Regions from separate parts of the Homo sapiens genome. Here all the other regions are linked to region 2. The links are chromatin loops, found by intact Hi-C in ENCODE. Cell type or tissue: Calu3. All regions are shown on one strand. Links, peaks and the distances in the headings refer to the core of each region. The heading gives the core; the rest is flanking DNA. Region 1 overlaps GRXCR1 (glutaredoxin and cysteine rich domain containing 1). Region 2 overlaps YIPF7 (Yip1 domain family member 7). Region 3 has its middle 240 kb from the start of GRXCR1.

Evidence for each region. Peaks named below come from ENCODE experiments on the same cell type or tissue, not always from the same donor. Only the 100,000 strongest peaks of a DNase experiment are listed, where the experiment ranks them.
Region 1: a loop joins it to region 2, with 38 times the contacts of the local background. A loop is called at or near these places in 18 of 110 quality-filtered maps.
Region 3: it touches region 2 in a loop (13-fold over the local background); 43 of 110 quality-filtered maps call a loop at or near these places.

Annotation. Positions count from the first base shown.
Region 1 is chr4:42,989,224-43,000,803 of GRCh38, reverse strand. All of the region lies in intron 2 of GRXCR1 (glutaredoxin and cysteine rich domain containing 1), which reads right to left. Among named protein-coding and RNA genes, the nearest start is that of GRXCR1, 100 kb to the right of the region's middle. In Calu3, for the core only: a CTCF peak has its summit at 5,247 (motif pointing left); no DNase peak of the experiment used is centred there.
Region 2 is chr4:44,627,908-44,631,907 of GRCh38, reverse strand. YIPF7 (Yip1 domain family member 7) reads left to right here. Exons shown (of 6, transcript NM_182592.3): 4 at 2,360-2,505. Among named protein-coding and RNA genes, the nearest start is that of YIPF7, 22 kb to the left of the region's middle. In Calu3, for the core only: no CTCF peak of the experiment used is centred there; a DNase peak (open chromatin) is centred at 2,447.
Region 3 is chr4:43,127,080-43,138,659 of GRCh38, reverse strand. No RefSeq gene overlaps it. Among named protein-coding and RNA genes, the nearest start is that of GRXCR1, 240 kb to the right of the region's middle. RefSeq lists an enhancer at 7,949-8,542. In Calu3, for the core only: a CTCF peak has its summit at 6,469 (motif pointing left); a DNase peak (open chromatin) is centred at 6,459.

The DNA of each region.
Region 1 (11,580 bases), core at 3,703-7,702, 1.6 Mb after region 2:
CAATCAGAGTAGGCTTATACAGTAGTGCTCCCTTCTCTGGAGGATACATTTCAGGACCCCCTCGTGGATGCCTGAAACCAAAGATGGTACGGAAGCCTATATATACTGAGGTTTTCTCTGTATATATATATATACCTCTAACAATTTATAAATTAGGCACAGTAAGAGATATCAACAATTAATAGTAAAATAGAATAATTGTAATAATATTCCAGCATCACAACTCTTGCACTTCAGGGTCATTGTGAAGTAGAAAAGGATTACTTGACCATAAGCACTGCTATACCATGAGACTTAGATGCCTTCTTTTTTTTTTTTTTTTTTTTTTTAAGATAGAGCCTCGCTCTGTCACCAGGCTGGAGTGCAGTGGCGCATTCTTGGCTCACTGCAACCTCCTAGTCCCTGGTTCAAGCGATTCTTCTGCCTCAGCCTCCTGAGTAGCTGGGATTACAGGTGTGCACCATCACACCCAGCTAATTTTTGTATTGTTACTAGAGACAGTTTCACCATGTTGGCCAGGATGGTCTCAATCTCCTGACCTCATGATCCACCTGCCTCGGCCTCCCAAAGTGCTGGGATTACAGGTGTGAGCCACAGTGCCCACCCCCTTAGACGCCTTCTAAGTGAGTAACAGGCAGAAAGCATGTATAGTGTGGAGACACTGGACAAAGAGATGATTCACATGCCAAGGGACAAAGCAGGATAGTGCAAGATTTTATCATACTACTCAGAACGGTGCACAACTTAAGATTTATGAATTGCTTATTTCTGGAATTTTCCATTTAATGTTTTCAAACTGCAGTTGACTGTGAGTAACTGAAACCATGGAAATCAAAACTTTGGATTGTTTGGGGAATACTGTGTATCACGAAAGGTGAACAAAGACACATTAACCAGAAACTAAATTCCAGCAACCATCTGATAGCAAACAATCTTAGGAATTTAGTAGGTTTATTGTCTTTTACCGATGCATACAAACAATTGAGCCAACCATGTACTTTAGGCTGCATCAAGTTGTCTACTTTTTAGATACTGTTAGTGAATTAAAGCTGTTTTCTTAATTTAGTGTGCAATAAACTTTAAATGGGTTTTTAACAATTCCTAATAGTTGTACCAAGCAATCAGACTTTAAGGAAAAAATCTGAATTATGGAGAATGGCCTGATCTTGGGATATCTTGAGGGAAAAAGTGGACCTGAGGATGGGAGAGGCATAGGAGCCAAAGACAGCAAAGGAGAATGGCCTCACTGTTGTATAGGAAATAAAGAAAGATGCTTTGTTTTTACTTCCAAAGAAAGGGGAGTGGATGGAAGAGACTTGGAAAGGTGAGGATGAGGTGACAGTATGTGCAGTGACAAGATGGGACCAACTAAGGCTGTGTGGTGAAGAAGCCTGAAAGGCTGTGCAGTCGAAGGACCTTGAAGAAGCTCATGTTTAAGTGGAAGCTGTCTTTTTTAGTACAAAGCAAGACCCTCCTTTGTCTCTCCTCACACCCAACTCTGAGCATTGAGTAAATTCTATACACACATGCTTTGTAGGTATGATGTGCAGAGAAACCAGAAATGAGCTGAATTTAACATCAAGGTTGACTGTAGTGCAGGACACAGACTATACAAAGAAGAAATACACCTGAGGCAGAAAGGATCATAAGAATGCAAGCCTGCCTGCCCTCATCACTCCTTCATTCTCAATAGTGGACATGCACCAAGAATGCAGTTTTGCAGCTTTTAATATTTCCTATATCCTAAGTGGTCAGGGACCTCGGTTGTTATCTGGATTGTGCACCTATGAAGTCATTTCTTCCTAAGTTCTATTGACTTAAAATACTTTTTGACAGCCAAGAAGGATCTAATATAGGTACCGGACATCAAGTCACCAATGTTAGCTGTATTGCATGCCTGGGAAAGCCAAATCTACCAATTTGCCAATCATTTTTTAAAGTAAACTCTCAAAACTTATCTCTGACACACAAAATTCCAACTATTGACCATAGTCAAGAAGAATGATCAAAAAGGTGAAAAACATTTCTTCTGTTTAAATTTCCATTTTCAGAGGTAATTATTCCTTGAAACAAGACCCTCTGCCTTATGGAAAAGTCAGAACACATGAAATGTTTGGGACAGATGATGTCCTGTCAGGAAATGCCACAAACATGAAATTCAAGCATGTCGGCCCAAATGCAAACCTGCTGTGTTTTCTTTATTTTTTATGAAGAACCACAAACAGACATTTTTTTCCTTACAAGCCTGGCCATTTTGACAATGTTTAGTCAATCATTAACATTTTTACAATGTATCTTTCACTTGCGTTTTTGTGATATTGTCTTCAGAGACTGTCCTTTCCATATTTTCTATTATTTTCCAGATGTGTGGAGGTAGTATTTATACTCTACTTAATTACATGTGCATGGAACATTTGTACATGAATAAAAATGTGGCACTCTCCATTTATAGATTAGAAGTTTTGGTGTATTCTTTTCAAGTTTATCTTTATTAAGAAAGGGGTCAGCCAACAGAAGAAAAGTAAGAATGGAAAGGAAGTGGATGAATTTGCTGATGTTTTTCAACAGAGCAGAGTTAAGTGATAGGAAACATATTTTTATGGACTCACGTTCAGAAGGCCCTGTTTTAAACTTTGCTCTATCATCTCCTGGCTGTGAAATGTTGGCTGTGAAATGAGGCTCACCCAGCCTCAGTCCCTTTATTTGGAAAATGGGGGTAATAATTGCATTTACCTCATCAAACTGGAAGGACCATTGTGCCTGACATAAAGTAAGAAATATACGCTTTTAAAAAAGTATTATTCTCTTCTATTTTAAAATGTAGGTTTTATTATTATTCAGGTATGGTGAGGCCAACAGATGAGAAAACAATTGACATGGAAAAGAGAGTTTGTACTCACAGTTCCCGAGAGGAGGGAGGAGGCACGCCATGCCATGCAGGAGCCACACAGGGAAGAACTGGGATCATTAGGAGGCAGAGGGAGAGAGGCAGAAATGAGGGCAGGGGCCTTTATTGTGGTTTCCATGGAAAAAGCAAGGCAGGGTGAACAGGCTTACGATTGGCTGCTTTAAATAACTTCAGTGGGCTCTGGGACAGAAAGGCCATCCCTAGTTTTCTGATTCCGGGCCCTGGGGTGATCAGGGAGATGGCGCACCCTGAGTGTGAGAGTCCCATAGGGGAGGTGACTGTGGGGAGGAGCTCCTTTGCATTCAAGACTCATTTGCAATCAAGACTCGTTCTTGAGCAAGTCCTTTGCTATCTCTAGGAATTAGATGACCCTGGAGGAGCAGTCTCTCCAGTGTTAGCAAGGTCCCAGATGTTAAAGCCTCAGAAGATACAGAAAATAAAAAAACACGGTTTATACATTTTCAGCTACATATTTTTATTATTATTCCCTTCTGCTATAGATTTTAGTTACAGTTTGAATATTAGCCAGGACACTGCCTATGTAAATAGACACACTAGATTTCTGCTCATTAAAATCACAATTTGCTAATCTACTCTGTGATCAATAATAAGCTTCACTAAATATTTGAAGTGTCCTACAGATGACAAAAATAAAGGGAAAAAAAGCAAACCAAATTTCAACTTTCAGTAATCTATTTTAAGACATCATCTACCCCAAATGTATCTTACCTATGGGTAATAACCTATTAATATAGAATATTTGCAAATATATGTACATATTTATATAAATTAAAATACATATAAATGACATCAAAGGATAAAATTTATTTTCTCAATAAATTGTCAAAATGGCTACCAACTAAACATAAGAGACTGAACTGATATAGTGGGAATTAAGGAAAAGGAACAGAAGTAAATAATATTCAGGAAGTAGAACATAGAGTAGTTGGTGGCCAAGAGATTGTAACAAAGACAGCCCATCCCATTGTGAAGGATAAGACAGAAAGGTGTACACATACGTATTGTAAGACTTTTATAATTACTAACGTGTCTTTTATTAATATAAAATATTAACATAAAATTTATATTTATTAGACTTTATATTTTATTTTGTCAGGATGTTATTTAATCTTCCTTTATAGATGGAATTTTGCATGTTCACTACAGAGTCATCTTCAAAACATGATAATTAAGGATGATAGCTGTCTACAATAAACCTACACTTGTAGGATTTACAGTTTTGCTGTATAAATTCACAATAAATGGAATAGACTATTTGAAAAAAAAAACTTGACCACAGACAAAGCTGTTGTTTTACTAGAATTACATAATACACCTTCAGAATGCATAGATTATTGGTCAAGATTTTTTTGTTGTGCAAACTAAAAGGCCACATATCAAAAAGCACAAGTTGGAAAAACTAGGCTGATTTATTCTCCAAGTAACTTTAGGTCAAAGTTAAAGATGACTTACTAAGGCCATAAAATATCACTGGCTGGAGTAAATTTATGTCTTTGCTTTGTTCCCTGTCATTTTGTAACCAAAGCTATTTCTATCCTGCCATAATGTGTATTTTTAATCAGACGGTATTAGCCACAGCAGAGCACCACAAGTCACAAGGACAGATGATCGTAACTTTATTTATGTTCAAGATAGATTTCTGTAGCACTACATATAAAGCAGGATTTATAAACAAAATTAAATCTCCACTTCACTTCCATAATAATTTTGCTTCTAATAAAATCATTTTGACCTCTAAATTTCATCTTTAAAACATACTTGAAGAAATATATAATTTTTTGTGCATGCTTCTAAAGTAACACTAGTCTGAAAAAAATAATAACCACTCTATTGATTAAATCCTGCCTGTGATAAAGTAGCATAATGAAGAAACCTGAAAACTCATATGCTTATATTTGAGGTGTTCTCCTGTAGGACCCATAGTAGTAGATAAAGCCTTTCGCATGACATCAGTCCTGAGCAAGTACACTGCAGAGTTGCACTGAACAACTTCTAAGTCCTCGGACTCAATCAGACCTTGTCCAGAACTGGCTGGATTCCTCAATTCTTCAAACCTGATATTTTGTTATGGACAAAATCATCCACACTTTTGTGACATGCTGTTTCTTGAGGTAGAAGGTAAAAAACATAAAAATTTAAAATATCATTGCCTGATTCACCAATTTATTTTATTGACCGAAAGAGTGGCGTACATATACTTCTTTTTCTTTCTAAGGCAGCAAATGTGTTGGCATTTTAATAAGATTTGCACCACGTGTGGCTTTTCTCAACGCCACTCAATTAGCTTTGTGCATAGGACTGTAGGTATAATCTCCTGCAGTGAGGATGTGGTAAACTAGTGACTCCTAGTGGTTGGTACACAATTGTGCAATTATCTCTTTCTAGCAAAGAAGACAGGGAAAATATTTGCTGCTTCTTTTCCTTTTAAACAAAAATGTTTTTTCCACCAAAAAAAATATTAAATGGATCATTTCTACAAATGCAAAGCAAGTATATACAAATAAACAGGTTTAAAACTCTTTATAGTAAAAGGTGCATGGCAAATTTTCCAAAGCAGGAATACCAAAATGTATTGATGAATATTGCTAAGATAAAACTATAATTCAGTGCTCCCATCTATAGGATTTTTTTCTTAGTAACATAATTCAACAGGAACAAAAATCTTTATACAGTGAACCCCAACGCTGGACACATTAATTTCCAACTAGAGGGAAATATCTTAACAAATTCAAAAGTGTCACAGTGATGATACATAGTAAAGTAATTCCCAAGTTTATGTATATAGACTAAGGAAAAAATGAAAAATGCTTTTGATAAATATTCAGTTTAATAAACAGATTAAAAATTGTCCATTTATTGTGAATGTCACCATAAAAATATGTATGCATGTATATACAAATTGGAAGGCAATACAGAAAATTGAACATGATTGTATTTAAGACAGTAATATTAAGCATTTTTGATGTTTAAAATATCATTCACCTTCCCAATAAAAAATTAAAGAAAATAAAATATCTAGATTGCAAGTTTACTTTAAAGTAACATGTAAGGATAAACTAACAGTGAACTTTCAAAATTCAAATCTAATCATGTCCTCTTCTCCAATGCTTATTCACTTTCAAAGCTCACCTCCTGTCACTTCCTCAGGAAAGTCTTCCTTCACTCTCTAGTTTGGGTAAAGGTACTTTACTAGGTATTCTCAGAGACCCTATTCCTCTTCTTCACAATATATCTCTCACTTTGTGTTATATGCTTATTAGCATGATTAGTAAGGTTTGTTTCTTTCACTAAATTATGACAGAAAGACTGTGTCCATTGGAAGAACTCAATAAAGTTTGTGGGGTAAGTTTGAATAACAGCACACACTCAGTGGGATAACTAACTTGTACAACTTCCTGTCTTTACTCCTATAGAAGCTGCAGCAGAGTAAGGCATGGGTGTTGTCTTCAAACATTCTGGCAATTTTCACCAATCTGCATAAAAGTGTTGATGTTCTTAGGATTACCTTGCACTCTGTGGTAAAATAAAGCAGAATCTCCAATTCTTGATTTCCTCACATTTATCAATACTTCATAATTATCTTCAATGAGAGACTTTGAAAGACTAATGACTTTTCACCTAAGACCTCCCTTGTCCTTGTCCCCTGCAGCTGTTTGTCCCCATCTCCTCTTGCACATGACTTATAGTCCTCTCCACCTTTCTTGATACAACACGAACTGACTGAAAGTTGTTGCTAATCTGCAAGAACAATGCATCCTCTATAAAGAACCATCTTTGGCCAATAAATTTCTTAAACCTGATGAACTTCTGCTGACCTACTCTTGCTACGATCCTATAAAACATTTCTTCCTTTCCTAAATAAGAAAGTTACTTCAAAGCCTCCTTGTGCTGGCATTATCAAATAATGACTTACGATCACAGTGCTTGGGTCGATTTTCTTCTACACTCGTTTATTTATGAAAGAGATAGAGAAGGAACAATATGTCTGTTCCACTCTTCAGGTACACAGCATCCAGCACAATTGCTGATACTTATTTGGATCCTAATAAGTAACTTATTAGTTGAAAGTAAATACAGATATTTCCTGACTTAACTTACAATGGTTCAACTTACAATTTTTTGACTTTTCTGTGGTGTGGAAATGATACACATTTAGTAGAAACCATACTTCAAGTACTCATACAACCCGATTACGCTTTTCACTTTCAGTACAGTATTCAATAAATTGTATGAGATATTCAAGAGTTTATTACAAAATAGAGTTTGCATTAGATAATTTTGCCCAACGGCAGGCCAATGTAAGTATTCTGAGCATGTTTAAGGTAAGCTAGGCTAAGCTATAATGTTCAACAGGTTAAGTGTATTAAATGCATTTTTTATTTATGATATTTTACACTTATGATGAGTTTACCGAGACATAACCCCATTCCAAGTCAAAGAGCATCTGCAATTAAAAACTAGAACATATAGTTTAAAGATTGACACAAGAGGCTAAAGCGAAAATTCTAGTTCTTCATTATATTTTACCATTTTTTCAGCTCGGGGCAGAGAGGCATCAAGAAATTAATATCCCCATGTCCAGAAAAAGCAAAAAGAGGACCAATAATGAAGAATAAAGGGAATGTTTTTCAGATGTTATAGATGTGAATAACTCCCATCTGGCCAGGAATACACTTTCAGCTGATCTTTTTATTTCACTTACCTTTTACTTGTCAAAGATAAAATACAGTTTACTTGGATGGAAGGAAGAAATAAAAAAAGAAAGAAGAAAGGAACAGAGGGAGAACGAGGGGACATAGCAAGGGAGAAATCCCACCACTTATTAAAGCAGCATTTGCCATTTCAGATCTGAAATAAAATGAGGATGTGTGGTGTTTGCTAAAGAAGGAAGGGGGGAAAAAGCCTTCAGAAAACTACATTTTTATTTTTTTCTCCCCAAATTGGTTAATGTAAACAATGAAATGTAAGAAGTAATGTAAACAATGAAAAGTATAAGTAAACTAAAGGAACTACAAAATTTTTAACATTTTTATAAACATTTGAAACCATTTTAAGAAATGCACTTAATTATATTTAAATACATCATACCAAATATGCTAATTTTATCATCACTCACAATCACCTCACCTTAGGATTCTGAATGTAATGGCAGCTGTGAACAATGAAACGTTCATTTTCTTACCATGTCGTATGCTTGGATCAAGCTACTAAGCATTATGGCTTTCTAATGGCTTTGAGGCTCCTGAGGCAATAGTACGGCCTACTCTAAGTATATGAAATATAATGTAAACAAATCTGATTATCACTCTTTTCCACAGTTACACTGGAGTTCTAAGCAAGAAAACTGTAATTCAAAAATTAAAATTATTTGGATCATTAACTGATGGCAATCTTCGAGGCAGAAAAAAATAGCTCCCTACATTATACATAACATATAATGCATAAAATCACATTAAATTATCATCTGTGTTCTAATTAATATGAAGAGTGACTTTGGTGTGCAGAGAAAGTGGCATTAATACAAAATGATTATCCCAGGTTTGACGTATAGCATTACTATTTCTCCTACGAATTGTCAACCATACTAAGTTATCCAGCTTTCTGAAGAAAAACATTTGCTGCTTTTCATTTTAATGCCATTCCTATGGTTGTATTCTATAATCTTCTTAAGAAACAGCCACAAGGATTTCTGAGTAAGGTGGTGGTATAATTCTGTAAGTATAGCCCCTCTATCCATCACCACTAGATTTCCCATGAAAAGAAAAAGGAATATAGGAGAGGAGGGAAATTTGATTTAGTGATTAAAAATTGGAAAAGGATTAAAAACTAGAAAACCATCCACATGTCAGATGCTTTAAGAAAGTGCTGCAAAAGGAAGGGCAGCCAGGACTGAAAGTTCCATCAAATCTGCCATATACAGAAGCCACATGCCTATAGGAAAAAATAAAAAATACTTTCAAAACAACACTTGTTCTTGTAGAAGTGGGTGGCAGTAATGAAACCCCTCTGTGCAGCATTCTCGATGAGGGCAATATTGTCTCCAAGGGATTGAAAATTGATTCTTCTGGTGGGGAGGAGTGAAAAAAACTTACTTTTTAACTGCATAAATCACAGATATACATACAGTATATAAACAGAGGATGATAATGAAAAAAATGACTGAGAAATATGTTGTACAATACCAATTACACAGAGAAAGTCTTCTAACACAAGAAATACTGAGCCATAACAATGGCAGTTACACTTGGTAGACAATGTTTCAAAGAACTCCTGGCTGCTTCACTGAAAGAGGCAGTTTATTGTTGCAACTACCTCACATGCTCTCTCTCCCACCTTGTTCCCTTAAACTGCAAAGAAAGCACAGTACTTTTAATGAATGACAGATATATATATATATATATGTATGTGTGTGTGTAGAGAGAGAGCAAGAGGTATATATAGATATATATGTATAATAAAAAATAAAATTTTAAAAACTTGAAAAACACAAAGCACAAAATGGCATAAGAATGGTAAGAAAAAAATTTTGTTTAAGACAATAAATATAAATGGGTTAAGTTCTATTTATTAAAGCATAAAGATTCACAGATGTTGCCAAATATATAAAATCCAATTATGTTTTTGTTTACAAAAGAGACGAACCAAAATTAACAAGAAAAGAAAAACAATTTAACAAATGAACAAAGAAATATAAGGCAAAATAAAACAAAATGCATAAATAAAATACTGGCAGCTGTGAAGTGGGCCATCTGAGTATTCATTTACAACGAGGAAGAATCCAAGTCAAATGCATTAACTAAACAAAGATAATTATGTTACAAGAATAAAAGATTAAATCATAATATAGACCTTCCACAAATATATCTCTCATATTTAAATATATGAAGACAAATTGATAAAAACTAAAATATAATAGATTACTAAGAGCTTACCATATGTATTTGATGAAAAAGTAGATTAAAATACAGAATATTTGAATGGAATAATTATGATGTAATTTAACAACTGTGTGGCATTTATGTACGCATATATGCATATATATATGTAAAAAGGAGACTACATATTCTTTCCAAAGAGCCATGAACATTTTACAAAAATTATCATATATTAGACTACAAAGAAAATATCAATAAATTCCAATTAATAGGCATATTATGGGTCATAGTGTCTAATGACAATGCAATAAAAGTAGAAATAAGTAGCAAAATATAAAACAAAAACATTTAGTTTCTTGGAAATTGATAAAATCTCCAAAGAAGTATTAGGTCAATGAGGGAAAACTTAAAATTACCAACTCTAACTATAATAAAAATTAGGATGTTACAAATTAAATTTAAATATACTATGAAAATAATTTTTAGAGATAAATTCATGCCTAGTTTTGATTCCTTAGGAAAACATAAAAATAAATGAACTAGCACTTTGGGAGGCCGAGGCGGGCAGATCACGAGGTCAGGAGATCGAGACCATCCCGGCTAAAACGGTGAAACCCCGTCTCTACTAAAAATACAAAAAATTAGCCGGGCGTAGTGGCGGGCGCCTGTAGTCCCAGCTACTTGGGAGGCTGAGGCAGGAGAATGGCGTGAACCCGGGAGGCGGGGCTTGCAGTGAGCCGAGATCCCGACACTGCACTCCAGCCTGGGCGACAGAGCGAGACTCCGTCTCAAAAAAAAAAAAAAAAAAAAAAAAAAAAAAAAAAAAGAACTAATAATTCAATTCAAGAAGTTGCACAATGAACATCAAAAGTATTCTACAAAAGCAAGAACAGCAAACAATAAAGACCAAAACAGAATTGATTCCTGAAACAAAAAAGGCAGAAAAATCTTAGAACTGCTATATACTATGCTCAACTGGAAGCTATTAAAGTTTTTCAAGCAACTTTCTTCAATTATTAAATAAAAACTTTTCACAACCTTGGAAATATTTATAAATCATACATATAAATATGGAAAATGATAATATATTAATACCTTCCTTCAGAGTTTAAGAAGAACCCCATATTTAGCAGAAAAAAATTACTTGAGAGGTGCTTGCAGATAGGAGATAATACCATAAGAGACTTAGGTATTGGTGGAACTTTTCTAAGAGAAAGAAGAAACACTTGTTTATTGCTCTAGATATAGAAAGTGAGATCAGAAAGGAATGGGGATTGCATCTCCAAGAAGAAATCAAGCTAAGTAGTACATAATGTGACCCTTCTGTGTATAATCAAACCCTGATATGCTTGATGTAAGTGGATTGACAGTGAAAGACAATGAAGTTCTACACCCAGTTATTGCAGGATAAGATACAGGTAGCTCATAGGAGCTCAACAGCATAGAGGGAGAAGTAAATTTAAATGGAAATTATATGGAAGATTTTGCATTGTTATAAGCTGGTATGAATTAAAATAAATTAAATTTAAATAAATTAAAGTTCATATGTTTAAGCCCTAACACTCAATGTAACTATATTTGAAGATAGGGCTTTTAAGGAGGTAATTAAGGCTAAATGAGGCCAGAAGAGTAAGGACCTAATCCAATAGGATTAGTGTCCATATTAGATGAAGAAGAGACAATAGGAAGAGAGAAAAGGCCACGTGAGGACACCCCAAGAAGGCAGCCACCTGCAAGTCAAGAAGAGAGGCCTCAGGAGAAACCAAATCTTCCAAA
Region 2 (4,000 bases), core at 1-4,000:
GTAAATACTGAAAACATATTTTTAGCATACATGCCAAAATTAAAAAATAAAGTTTGAGCGCATAAATTTCTGGTGAAATTAATTTAAAATTAATTAATTTAAAATATGTAGTATGTCTCAATTTTTAAAGTCTTCTTCTCTTTCAAAAATTACGTTAGACATTCTAACCTCCTTTTAAGCTTGGTGAACTGCTCATATTCTTCAAAGCATACGTTCATTAATAAATATATAATTGCACTGTGCAAATCAAGGATGAAACAAGGAAGCAGAAATGTAAATTATTTGCTATTAATTTACATTCAATTTTTTTTCAAGCTTAAAATAACAGATGTCATTCTGGGCATGAAATGAGTAGAACTTTATTTTTTGGTTTAGACCAGTGTCTAGCTGACCCTCTGAAAGTTTCTGAGTTGTTAGAATAAGGGTCCTCTGTGTCATAGGGATTATTAGAAGTCCATGTTGTAGTCTGTGTACAGAAAAGTCAACTTTTCAAGGTATTTAGATGATACGTGCCTCTGTAAAATAAGTTGAGCTATACCCCTGTATCTGACCAAACAGGGTTACTAAAGCTTGGAAGGGTGGTTGAGTGCCACATATAAATACATTTAGGAAGACAGTCCTTCACATGGAAGAATTGGGCTCATTTAAAAACAAAATACAACCATTATGAGAGTAGATGAACATTGACCTGACCACAAATCTATGGTTAAACATGTGCTTTCTTGAGTCAGATTGTGCAGCATTGAAACCCAAGTTTTCTACTACTGCTTTGTGTCTTCAGACAAATTAATCTGTCAAAGCCTTATATATCTGATGCATAAAGTAGGGATAAAATAATAGTAACTGATTGATTGTGTATTTATAAGACCGATGTATGTAAATCTTGTGGAGTCCATAGCAAACACTCAGTAAATTTTAGCTTTCATTCTTCCTAGCCTCCACCTCACCCTTACTGATATTCTGAAATTATAGAAGGAGGATAACCAATTTGATTGCTGGTCCCTAAATAGTCAAGTCATACTCTTCTCTTTGAATATTCGCTTTCTCTACCCTAGATACATCTTAGTTCATCTCTACAGAAGCGGTGAGAAAAGAAACTGATCTGGTATCGATATTTATTTCTATGTTCAGGGGATGTCAAATGGCTAAGTATTTGCTTTATAGTAATAAGAGAAGCAGATTCTAGCAGAAGGACCTATGAGGCAGCAGTCAGAAGTATTTTAAAAATGGGAATTGGAGAAAAAAAATCAGAAGTTTCTAAATGGATTTGGACTCATGAACACTGAACCTCATTGATTTTGGATATTTTATTTGAATACTACCATGTATAAAAGAGAAAGGTTAACTCGTCTCAAGAATTTAATCTTTGAATGCATAGACTCAACTTCACAGTACATTGACCTTACAAAAATATGCATGCACATCATGATCACTTTTACTTACAGAAAGAGCCCTTTTCCCCTCTGTGTAGTTTCAAGCATTTAGCATAAAATTGCTCTTCTCATTAGGCATAGTGGAAGTAAAAACCCAGACTTGGACTAAGTCTCATTAGTTCATTATAGTACTGCTAATTGAAAAATTATGCCATGGCCAATATGACAGGATTTCAGAAGTGTCAGCAATTGAAAATACAGGAAAAGGGCCAGGTGTGGTGGCTAAGGTCTGTAATCCCAGCACTTTGGGAGGCCGAGGCAGGAGGCTCCCTGGAGCCCAGGAGCTCTAGACCAGCCTGGGCAACATAGTGAGACCTCGCCACTATGGAAGAAAAAAGATTAACCAGGTGTGGTGGTGCATGCCTATAGTCTCAGCTACTCAAGAGGCTGAGCCAGGAGGATTGCTTGAACCCAGGAGGCGGAGGAGCTGAGATCGTGCCACTGCACTCCAGCATGGGTGACAGAGGGAAACCCTGCCTCGAAAAAGAAATAAAAAAGAAACAGAAAATGCAGGAAAAGGAAATATCTAGATGGACAATAGGATGAAAGTTTTGATCTGTTAGCTACAATTTTATTTTTTACTGTATATTGCCAACTTCCCAATTTTCAATTAGATTTAAAGCTTGTATTTGCTGCATAAATCAGGGAATGTTTTCCTTGATGGAAATGTTTCTCTAATATATTTATTTTAAGTCATTCTTTGGAAGCCAAATTATTTTTTAGTTTGTTTTTTAAGATTATTATATGTTACATAGAACTTGAGTTTCTGTGTAATACAGAACATAGAACTTTAGAAGGTATGATAGAACAATCAGATTAAAATGCTAAGTAAATTAATCAGATATGTTAACCTTTAAAGAGTGTAACTTATTTTTATTTTTCTATATTTATGTTATCATATTATTTATCTTTTTTCCTTTTTACAGAACTTGGAATCCATTTTGATCACATATGGCAAAAAACTTTGACAGTGTTAAACCCAATGAAGCCAGTAGATGGCAGCATTATGAATGAAACGGACCTCACTGGACCCATTCTTTTTTGCGTAGCCCTGGGAGCCACCTTGCTTCTGGTAATGTGTCACAGGAAGCACCAGATTTTAATGCTTGTCCTTTCCAGTGCTGGCTTTGAAGCAATCTGTATAAATATAAGAGAAACTGTGTCACCTTACATAGTGAATTTTTTAAGTGAGAGAGAATAATTTAACCATAGTGACAAAAATATGCTACCATTATGCATTGCAACAGCTAAAAAGTATAAATTTAAATAGAATTTCAAAAATCAAGAAGCAGATCAAAGCAGGAGATCATTTATGTCTTTTTTGTTATTAAGAAAAGACTGTAAATCTGGAATAATGGAAGGAAAACATAGATTTGGGAGATATAAGGCCTACATTTTATTTTTTGTTATTTTGTGAGAGTTCTATTGTGACACTGAAGAAGTCACTTCTCTTTGGTCACCATCTTCTTTGCTGTGATATATCTCCAGACTATTTCTAACATCTTATGAGGTACGAGACAGATCTCCTTGTTTTGGGTTAGGCTACTATGAAAAATTAATTTGCAATGACAACCTATGTTTTGTTTACTCAACCTACATATTTCCTCTAAAATGTTAGTTTTCCACCTTTTATGAAGACATTTGTTCCCTGACTTCACTATATGTCTTATGTATGCTTTCATTCTTTATATCTGGAAGTAATGATATTAAGGGTCACTAGAAAAGTAAAGAAAAATGTACTTCCACCTAAGTAAAGTTTAAAAGACATTCTAGCTCATAGTTTAGGAAAATGTTTCATTAAGAAAAAAAGGCAGAAGAAAAAAATGAGAAAATGTCTCTGACTTTATACCAAGGAGGAGGTGGCAATACATTAAAAACAGAAAATGATAAAGATGGTTAAGTCAGTCTGAAAAGTATAGTTTCATTAAGACACAAAGAGATAAACCAGGCAGAGGAAATAATATGGGAAATTAAACATTATAGGAAAAGCTCTTACAATAACTATTTAGCCCTCTTCCCCATTTTCCTGCTCTTCATGTTCCATAATAATAATTTCTTCCAATGGATATACAATTTTCAAAAGTAGTTGTAAAATGCATTTGCAACTAAATAAAATTCTGCTTTTCAATTATTGTATATAATCAATCAAAATACTGATAGCAATCTAGTTTCTGTAGGCAATATGGCCAATAATGTCATATTCATCCAATACAATAGTATTTAGCGATAACATCTTATTTCTTGGTACTACAGCAAATGCAAATACTCTGTAAATCAAACACTATATCAACTAGAGTTTTAATTTAGTCTCTAACCTCCCTTCTTCTGTCTTTGTCACAGTAATTTGATAATCTTAGATTAACTGCTAAGTAAGGCCATGTCAATTAATCAAATAGTCAGAAACAATCAATTTAATATATTAACTCATCTTTCTTTACAAGTCATTTGTAATAAAGCAGCTGTTGGTTCTGTGGCAGAATATTACTGTTACTATCCCTTAAAGAACAGCATCAATTCCATTATGATCTCTCTTGGATGCATAATGTTAGTTGGAGTTATTTACATAA
Region 3 (11,580 bases), core at 4,238-8,237, 1.5 Mb after region 2:
AAGACATACAAATAAACAAGTATATTAAAAATGTTCAACATCACCAATCAGGGAAATGCAAATAAAGGCCACAATAAGATATCATCTCATATCAGTTAGAATAGCTCTTGTCAAGAAGACAAAAAATAATAAATACTAGTAAGAATGCAGAGAAAAGCGAATTTTTAGACACTGTTAGTGAAAATGTAAATTAGACAACCATTATGGAAAACAGTATAGAGATATCTCAAAAAACTAAAAAACAGAACTACCATATGATCTAACAATCCCACTACTGGGTATTTATCCAAAGGAAAAGAGAAAAGTGTATTGAAGAGATACTTGCACCCTCATGCTTATTGTAGCACTATTCACAATAGTCCTGACATAGCATCAATCTAAATGTCCCTCAATGGATAAATGGTGATATAGTCTGGATATTTGTCCCTGCCTATACATCATGTTGAATTTTAATCCCCAATGTTGGATGAGGAGCCTGGTGGGAGGTGACTGGATCATGAAGGCAGAAGTTCCTCCTGCTGTTCTTGTGATAGTGAGTTCTTAGGAGATCTGTTTGTTTAAAAGTGTGTAGCGCCTCCCCATTTTCTCTCTTCCTCCTGCTCCAGCTGTGTAGGATGTGCCTGCTTCCCCTTCACCTTCCATCATGACTATAAGTTTCCTGAGGCCTCCCCAATCATGCTTCCTGTATAGCCTGAGGAACAATGAACCAATTAAACTTCTTTACCTTATAAAACTTTATAAAGAAACTTAATACAACTTTCTTTTATTTATAGCCAGTCTCAGGTATTTCTTTATAGCAATCTGAGAATAGACTAATACAAATGGATAAAGGAAATGTGGCATATCTACACAATGGATTACTACTCAGTCATAAAAAAGAATAAAATTCTGTCATTCTTGGCAACATGGATGAGCCTGGAGAACATTATGTTAAGTAAAATAGGTTAAGCATAGAAATATAAATATTGCATGTTCTCACTCATACGGGGGCTAAAAAATTAAGCTCAAGGAAGTACAGAGTATAATTTTGGTTATTAGAAGCTGGTAAGGGTAGGAAGCAGTGGAGGATTGGGAGAGGCTAGTTGGCAGAAACAAAGCTATAACTACATGGGAGGAATAAGTTCTAGTGTTTTGTAGCACTGTAGGGTAAATATAGTTAATAATTTAGTGTATATTTTCAAAAAGCTAGAAAAGAGGATTGCAAATATTTATAACACAAAGAAATAATAAATGTTTGAGGTGATTGATATACTAATTATTCTGATTTGATTATTACATAGTGTATATATATATATCTCAAAATATCACTTGGTATCTCACAAAGATATACAATTATTATAAGTCACTAAAAATAAAAGAATTACTTGACCAATCTGAGGGGAATTCTGTTTTCTACCCATACCCTGATTTCTACAGTGAGGTTATATGTAATATATGTATTAAGCAAATAAAACTATATTAAATATATCCATGTTCACTTTCCAGGGTTAGAAGGGGAAGGGAAGGGAAGGCAAGGAAAGGGAAGGGAAGGCAAGGGAAGGGAAGGGAAGGGAAGGGAAGGGAAGGGAAGGGAAGGGAAGGGAAGGGAAGGGAAGGGAAGGGAAAGGAAAGGAAAGAAAGAAAAGAGAGGAAAGAAAAGAAAAAGTGAGTTAGTCAGACAAACCCTCAAAACTTAACCCAGTGATTTCTAGTCAGAGAGGTCCCTATTATCAATGAAGGGCTGAATTCAACATTTCAAAAAAGCCAAAGCTTGTCTTAGGTAAAACCTCACAGGTTAAGTAAAATAATGAGTTTTGCTGTCTTTTGTCTTGCTTTGGCTAAAATGATGACAGCTCAATGTGATGCCACTAGTTATCTTTGAATAATCAGAAGTTCTTAATTGTGATTTTATATACCTGAATAATAACGATGTGACAGCTAATTATTTGCACATGATAAGAACAATGTGGCAAATACTCTAATCTTAATGTTTATAGAAAAAAATCAATAAAAAGGAGTTATTGGGGTTGAAAGTTAGGCAATGACTGGCTTCATACTGTAACATCGGAAAAGGAGGCTCTGCTTAACTCTGGGGCTCCTTGCTGCAGACTCTGCCACATGCCTCAAGGACACTTCACAATGCAGGGCAGCCACCTCCCTATGGATACTTAGTCCTCAAAGACCCCAGGAATCAGCCACAAGAGCCTTCCATTTGAATGCACACCATTGCTTGCTTCAGTCCCATGGATGAGAGGTCTATGGTATGGAAGACTGAAATAGTGAGACCAAAATTCTATACTTATCAACTGTAAATTTCAGAATCCAGTTCATAGACCAGCTCTGCTGTGTGACTCAACGTGTTGAATTTTCCCTTCTGGGCTCCCCACATCAACATTTTACCGCCTATAACCGAATGTGACTAAATTCTCTGTTACACTGTGTACCTTGGTTGTGAAATTAGCTTCACTCTCTTAATAATTCTCATTTTATGTGAGTAGCCTTTGATACAGGACTGCTGTGCATCATCAGTTGGTAATGTCTGCAAGTGTCAGAGGTAAGATTTCACTCACAGTCCTACTGGGGGCCAATACGTGCCATTGTTGGTGTCAATAAAAGACACAGTCTCTGAAAACCTCTAATACTGACCACTCTTTCCCAGGGCTGTTTTCCGTGAAGGTCACAATTCAGATGTCTTAGGTATAGCCTGTGATTTCCAACTTGAGTACATCCCTGATGCCAGGCAGAACTTTAGTAACAGGCTCTGGTTAAATGGGTTAGATCCTAGATAGTTTATATATATTTATTGATCTATCATTGATCTATCTAACTAGATGTAGATAGATGGATAGATAGGTGATAAATAATAGATAGATAGAAAAAGAAATATATACATGAATACGGTACAAAAATACACTTTAGTATGGCATTCTTAAGTATTTTACTTACTTTTAATGCCTTTTCCTCAGGGAAAAGGTTTACTTTTCTCTTTTTAATATACATGTTTATAGTGCTACATATATCTGAGAAAAATAGTTGCTGAGTTTTAAAACCAACTAGACTATCTGAAAATACTAATTTCCAAAACATCAAGTAAAAATCCTGAGTGTTGGAGTGAAGGGACATAGGTTCTGGTGTTGGTCCATCTGTCACTTACCTAAGGGATCTTCACCAGCAATTCATGTGTCAGGATTTCAGTTTTCTAATCGGTAAAGCAAGGAGACTGAGAGCCCTTCTCAGACCACCCTGCTTCCTTTCCACCTCCAATTCATAGTCTATATCAACAACCTGCTCCCTCCACTGACCTTTCATATTTATGATTAACACAACTTGTAATTACTTATTTACTCACTAGATTTTATAACTTATGCATCAATTTGTATACTAGGAGCTCAGGAAATACTTGTTGGCTGAATGGGAGAATTAAGTTGATTCCAGTTTTAATATCTTGTGCATTTAGTAGGTAAGGTCAGGATCCAAGCTAGGCTCTCACTGAGCCAATAATCCCACTGAGCATTTAGTTGGAGCTTGTGGTGACAACCATAGTACTGCATTCCAAAGCCATAGGCAGTTTTAGCAGGAAAGCGTAGTGTTTCCTGATGGAAGTACTGTCAAATGAAGCCTTTGAGTGAGAATGGCAGATAATTCCTTTAGGACATCTTGGGAACCACATAATCTCAAATGCTACTTATGGATTTAACTCGACATCCTCCTGAAGCTGACTCCCAGACCTTATAGGTCAAAGTCTCTTTGTGGCTTTAAAAACAGTACTGGATTTGGAACAATGAGGCCTGGGCTTGAGATCTCTCTCTGCTGCTTTTAAGCTGTGTAGCTGTGAAAAATAACTGAACTAAATTTCAAATCTAATTATTCATTTGTGAAAATCAGATTGCATCTACCTACCTACATACGCTATAACTCAAAATTACTTTGGGTCATAAGGAAGTTAGCTCTACCAAATAATATAGTATGTATGAAACACACTAAATGCCATTGAATTTTAATATTTAGATTCACCTTTAGGAGAATTCATCTTTAGAAACTTCAGGTTGTCATAGTTTTTTAAGGTTAACATAAAAATGCAAGAGATGATTACTGCTTTTGTAAGAAAAACTGCGGAAATTATTACTAATGACAATTATCCAAAATATTAAAACTATTTACAGAATCACCTAAAGAGTTACAGTAATTAATTAGTTAACATGACTTCATTTTAAAAGAAGAATAAATCTTCGTCAAAGGCTAAAATGACTATAGGAAAAATGTGATTTTAAAACAAGGCTGAAACTCTTAAACTGCACTAATAGTTCGTAATTAATAGTTGAATTTGAGTATCAATATGATCACAAAGTAACAACAATCAAAAAGTTCAGAAAATAAACTAGAGTCCATTTCTGCAATGCAGCAATAACAACTACTGATAATAATAATGGCAAGTGCAATACTAGCAGCCAACATGCGTTGATAGGTTACCAAATACCAAAACTGTGTTCCCATGTATTATATCTCTTTTAAAATTTCCTAAACAACCCTAGAAAGTTAAGCTCTGATAATACTTGCATTTTGCAGATGAAGAAACTGAGTTTCAGAGAAGTTGAGTAACTTGTCCAAGCCATAGTCATTAAACTTTAGAGCTGGAATAAGACCTTAGGCAGTGGGATTCCAAAGCACTAAGAAAGGAGATACAAATTACTTACATAACTGAAGATTGCAGCACTTCCATATAGAAGCCTAAGCATTCTTCTTCGATTTACCTGCATGTCTGAGATGCCATTTATTGACACGACTCACTTGCTGAACATTCAGGCATTAATTACAATGATAACAAATGCCCAATCCAATAAAACTGCTGTTAGTCACTGTTCTACTGCTGAGACACATATGGACAAACAGTGTGTGGTGGAAATTTTTACTCAAGTCAAACAGGAAACCAGGTATCAACTATAAGGAAGACGTGACTTAAGGATAAGCGTCTTTGTTAGCCCAGGATAGCTTCACTACCTCACTGGTGCTCGTAGGCACTCAGCAAGCCGCTTTTAGCTGATCACTACATCCCTATGGGGATATTAATTTATTATTTGAGTCACACAATTAAAAATGACTTACAATTATTTTCTCATTTCTTTCTGGGATGTTATTTTAAAATCATAATTACAAAATTAAGTAATTTGCATTTTTTCTCATTCTTTCTTTCAATGAAGTATTTCCACCCCGTTTTTAGACTTGTTGTCAATTCTCTCATTTATATACCTTGCATTCCTATTCACTTATGTTTTAAGGATCTCTCTAAGGTTAAAAGTCAATACAGAAACTAAAATCTGAAATAAGTAAACTTTTCACATTTAGCCAATAATTTTTATGTGTCAATCATTTTCTAATATGTTAAAGTCAATATATGCAACTGGTTTTCCAACTATTTACAAAATATAACTGAATGTTTCCTTTGGTAGATAATTCAGCATTTTATAAGACCCTAAAATGATTACTATAAATAAAAAGAAGAGATACTACTTTATTTTTTCTATTTCATTATTAGAGATAAACTGACTTCATCAAGGTCACATACTTGTTAAGGAAGATTACCAGGGCTGGAAGGTAGATCTGATATAAATTCCCCTATAGCCTTGCTACTCGGCGTAATATGAAAATTTACAGCATTGCCATCATCAGGGAGCTTGTTAGGAATGCAGAATCTCAGGTCCCACTCAGATGTACTGAATTAAAACCCACATTTTACAACATCCTTAAGTGACTTGCATCTTGTCTAAGTTCAAGGAGAACTGCCACTGCTCTGTAACATACTGCCAATTATCTCAATTATCCATTCACAAAATAATGTGGCCCTTGGCAGATGTACTCATATAGAACTTGAGAGAAATTCAGGAAAACTGAGGGCGAGACTTTCTTTTTCCTTTTTTTTTTTTTGAGACGGAGTCTCGCTCTGTTGCCCAGGCTAGAGTGCAGTGGCGCAAGCTCAGCTCAATGCAACCTCCGCCTCGTGGGTTCAAGTGATTATCCTGCCTCAGCCTCCTGAGTAGCTGGGATTACAGACGCGAGCCACCATATCCGGCTAATTTTTGTATTTTTAGTAGAGATGGGGTTTCACCATGTTGGTCAGGCTGGTCTCTAACTCCTGACCCCGTGATCCGCCCACCTCGGCCTCCCAAAGTGCTGGGATTGCAGGCGTGAGCCACCGCACCCTGCCAGGACTAGACATTTTTTAAAACTTATGTTGAGTAATTTCAAATAAATCTTTTTATTATCAGGCACTTTTCTTTAGAAATAAGCCATGAATATGTTTGTAATTGCTAATATAAATTGATACCTACATAGGCATCTGTTTAATACATATATACTAAAAGAATGACGTATTTCAGATCTTTATTGGACTGCACGTTTTTTCATCCCTGGAGCCCTGGAGAGGAGAGCAGTACATCCGCATAACCCATGAAACTCAACTTTTACCATGCACATTATTACCTATTGGAAGCTCACCAGCGCCACCTGCTGAAGCTGCCGTAGAAAAAGCTAGCAAAGTGTTTTGCACTTTTGTTTTCTTATCAAGGTAGTTTCGTTATAATTTTACTGTTTAGCATTGACATTTTTCCCCAATCCTTGAATTTTCTCCATCCCATCCAACATTTCTCCTTTGTTTATGAGGCCCTAATAGAGTATCTATACTTTAGCCTACACAACCACACTCAAAATATTTTAAAAGCAGCTTCAGAATATATGAAGTAGTTTATATTACTGTATTCTTTGCATAGATTTATAATTGCCAGGACAAATGTTCTAATTTACGACTCAAAAAGTAATATCAATGTACTGGGCCCAGCCTAGTGACCCATGCAGAAGGCCTTACACTTGTGTTCAAAGAACAAATATTTGAGGCCCATTAGTTATGGGAAATTCCTATCTTTAGTCTCCTTCATTGGTTGTCTGTGTATGTTTGTACGAAATGGCTGCTCTCTCTTTTGCCTTTAATAAAAGTTAACATCACCGTACATGAGTATCTTTCCATCTCACAAAGCAAATTTTCTTTAACCCCTATTTTCTTTCCTCACCCTGATTAATTCACTCCCAGAAAAATCTCTGGTCCCTTTCTCATATTATTAAAAATAAAACTGGCTTCTAAAAAGGCAACTGTTCAGAAACTCCTGGAAACATTTAAAGCTAGTTCCAAATGATCTATCAAAATATAATTAGTTGGAAGGATCTCGAGCTCAAAATCTCTCCTAGTTAACAAAGTTAGTTTTTGTCACTTTTGTTGTTGTTAATGATGATTGATTATAGCACCTTTAAAAGTGATTCCATTAAAGTAATGTAATTGCTACCCTAAGTACTTCGCCTCTGGAATGCTGTGTGACATCCTACTGAAAGGGAATGCAAAATATCCCTTAAGTTTAGAGGTACACAGAAGAAAATCCCTGTGTCTCATCTTTTAACAACTTAAGCCCTTATGGAGAAAGAATGTTACTTCCACATTAGTGAAATTTAAAAGGATGAATTGAAAGAAAAATAAAGTACATTCTCTGAAAAATATATGCCTTCAAATCTTAAAGTGCCAATTCAATATGTTAAGAATTGGCTAACATAAAATGTTCAGAAGAAATGAGAGCAAGGGGAAATTGACTCTGTCACCCAGACTGGAGTGCAACGGCACAATCTCGGCTCACTGCAACCTCTGCCTTCTGGGTTCAAGCGATCTTCCCTCCTCAGCCTCTGGAGTACCTGGCATTTCAGGCACCTGCCATCATGCCTAGCTAATTTTTCTATTTTTGTAGAGACAGATTTCACCATGTTGGCCAGGCCGATTTCGAACTTCTGACCTCAGGTGATCTACCCACCTCAGCCTCTCGTAGCACTGGGATTACAGGCGTGAGCCACTGCACCTGGCCGGGAAATTGACTTTTAAAAGATTCTCAGATAAGAATTTACATGAAATCACTTCCACTTTGCTTTTCATATTGAGTTTGGTTACCATAATAAAAAAAAATAGGCATACCACCTGGATTTGATCTATTTTGAAAAAAAGTGCTTTACATTATTTTGCATTTTCAAAGAATAATTACGCCAGACAGAGTTTGACAGGCAAGGAAGACTTTACCCAAGACTATTGTAAAAGGGGAGAGAGATTGAATTCTATTCCACTGAAACAAAAGATGGGTGGGTTTTTAATCATGGGGGGTCGCCAGCAGCAAAGTGCTGGAGGACATTAGCAGAGAGGTTGCTCAATGTGATTAGGCTCAAGGTGTTTGTTTATGAAGGTCTTACCCTACCACAGAGACTGGAAGATAGGGAAGCTGTTCCTCTTGATGACTACATCTCAATGGGATAGATTCTAGGTCTTCGAGAAAGGTAATTTCTGCGTTGTAAAACAGGCAAGAGGCTAGAGGATAATTTACATACATTTCAAAGGGACAGAGAAAGGATTTACAATTACAAGTTTTCTAAAACAAATTCTCTAAGCAAAAGGAGGTCAGGTGCCTACAGTCAGGAAGAAACCTGTGCAAAGTCTAGTCAAGGTAAGAGGATTAAGGCTGCCTTGGTTAGCATCCAATTATTATATCAGAAGGGTGTTATTTTCTGAATTCACTGGATGTGAAAAAGAAGTAAAAAATCTAGATTTTCTTTACTGATTTATAAACTATCTCTAAAAGTAATCTACAAAGAGAAATTCTTAACCTATAGCTACTTTATTAAAATAATTGAATAACCTCACAATAAGAGGGCTTTGAAAGGCAACACTCAATTGAATATGTTAGTTTTTGTTGGTTAGTCAAAGTCTATTCACCTAGTGTTATAAGAGATTCTATCCTTTGCCATTGGGTAACTCATTTTTTTTTTCTTAAATTTCAGAGATTCTATTTTATTTCTTTACTTTTAAGAAATTCATTTTGAAATTGTATTAGGTATTGCCATAAAATAATTGCACTAAAACCATTGCCACACTATTTTCCATAAAGTGTGGCTGAGCCATTTTACATTCCCACCAACAGTGTACAGAGGTTCACTTTCCTCCACATTCCCACTAGTATTTATCTTTTTTGTAGTGGTTGTTTACAATAACCATCCTAGCAGGTGCAAAGTGACATCTCATTGCAGTTTTGATTTGCATTTCCTTATGATTAGTGATGTTGAGCACCTTTCATAAACCTTTTGGCCATTTGTATGTCTCTATTAGAGAATTACTTATTCACGTATTTGGCCCATTTTTAATCAAGGTATTTGTTGGGTTGTGGGGTCTTTTTGTTTTTTGTTTGTTTTTTGTTTTTGAAATTGAGCTGGAGTTCCTTACATTTTTTGAATATTAACTTTTCATCAGATACATTGTTTAGAAATATTTTCGCTCCATGTATACCTATGTAACAAACCTTCACATTCTGCACATGTATCCCAAAACTTAAAGTATAATTTTAAAAAAAGACAATATAAACATATTTATTATGTTTGTAACACTTTTCTTATCCCATGTTTTAAAAGGCAACTGTATAAGGCAACAATTAAAAACTGTGCTTATTTATTCACAATAGCAAAGGATGTGGAATCAACCTAAATGTCCATCAATGACAGACTGAATAAAGAAAAATGCGGTACATATACACTATGGAATATTATTCAGCCATAAAAAAGACTGAGAGCATGTCTTTTGCAAGAACATGGGCAGAGCCGAAGGCTAACTAATACAGGAACAGAAAACCAAATACCACATGTTCTTACTTGTAAGTGGGGAGTAAATAGTAAGAACTTATGAATATAAAAAAGAAAACAGCAGACACTGGGGTCTGTTTGAGAGATGAGGGTGGGAAGAGGGAGAGGAGCAGAAAATATAACTATTGGGTACTGGGCTTAATACCTGGGTAATGAAATAATATGTGCAACACACCCCCATAACACGTATTTACCTGCTTAACAAACCTTCACATGTACCCTCAAACCTAAACTAAAAGTCAAAAAAATTTAAAAACAGAAATATTTTCTCTCATTCCATAGATTGTCTCTTCATTCTGTTTATTGTTCCCTTTTCTGTATAGTTTTTTAGGTTAATGTTGTATCACGTTTATTTTTGCTTCTGTTGCCTGTGCTTTGATGTCATATCCAAGAAATCATTGCCAATATCAATGTCAAGAAGGCTTTCCCCTATATTTTCGGAAAACAGTATAGAGGCTCCTCAAAAAAATTATATGTAGAATTCCCATATGATCTAGCAATCCCACTTCTGGGTATATATCCAAAATAACTGAAAGCAAAATCTCAAAGAGACATCTGCACTCTCATGTTCTTTGCAGCATTATTAACAATAACCAAGATATAGAAACAATTTAGAATGTCCATTGACAGATAAGTGGATAAAGAAAACACACAATGGAATATTATTCAGCCTTATAAAAGAAAAAAAATCCTACCATATGTGACAGAAAATATTGATGAACCTTGAAGACATTATGATATTATGTGAAATAAGCCAGTCACAGGGCAATACTGTATGATTTCATTTATATAATGTATCTAAAATAGCCAAACTCATAGGCTCAGAGAGTAAATGGTGGTTGTGAGGGACTGAAGAGAGAAGAAAATGTGCAGTTATTGTTCAATGGTATAAAGTTTCACTTATGAAAGATGAATAAGTTGTAGAAATCTGCTGTACAACATAGCATGTATCATTAACAACATTGTATTTTACACTTCAAAATTTGTTGAGAGCAAATCTTAACACAAACAAATAAACAGGAAAACAAAGGAACACAAGGCAACTTTTAGAGGTGATGGATATATTTATTATCTTGGTTGTGGTGATGGTTTCATGGGTGTATGCATATGCTTAAACTCATCAAATTGTATGCATGAAATGTGTACAGTTTTTTTATAACAATTATACCTCAATAAAGCAGTTTTTTTAAAGAAATTGAAAAAAGATTTTTAAAGCAGTATTAAGGAGGAGATGATAATCTCCATATTAAAGAATGTTGTTTAATTAGCCCTGTTTTTGTCTTGGAGATTATGTATCAAATATCTTTTAGATGAACTTATTTATATTCAAAAATAAAATAAGATAATTGCCATAAAATCATTGCAAACAATCATGATACTTCAATGGCATACAATAATAAGTGTTTATTTCTCATGCTTTGCAGGTTCAGTTGATCTATGCTGAGTTCCCTGGCATGACTCAAAATTTTTCATCCTTTTCTTAAGACTGGCAGGCAACCCCAGGCATATCCCTCTTCAGAGGATGACAGAAGAAAGGAGCAATCAGAAACAGACAAGACATCTTGAGCACTACACATACCATTGCTTCTTCCTAACATTGGCTGAAGAAAATCACATGGATGAGCGCCGTGTCAGAGAGGGCACTACAAGTTACATGCCAAAGAGCAGGAATACAAGGAGGAGTGAAGAATTGGGGATATTAATGCAATCTACCATAGATTAAATTATTAAATATTCATTGAAAACTTGCTATATTCACTGAGTAATGTTGAAGAATACTTCCTTTTTCTCTCAAGGAATGCATAGTCTAAGAGAAAACTTTTGAGCAAGTTCAAAAAGGCTTTCAAGGGAAGTATTTTCAACGAGTATTAAAAAACACACTATTCATTGAAT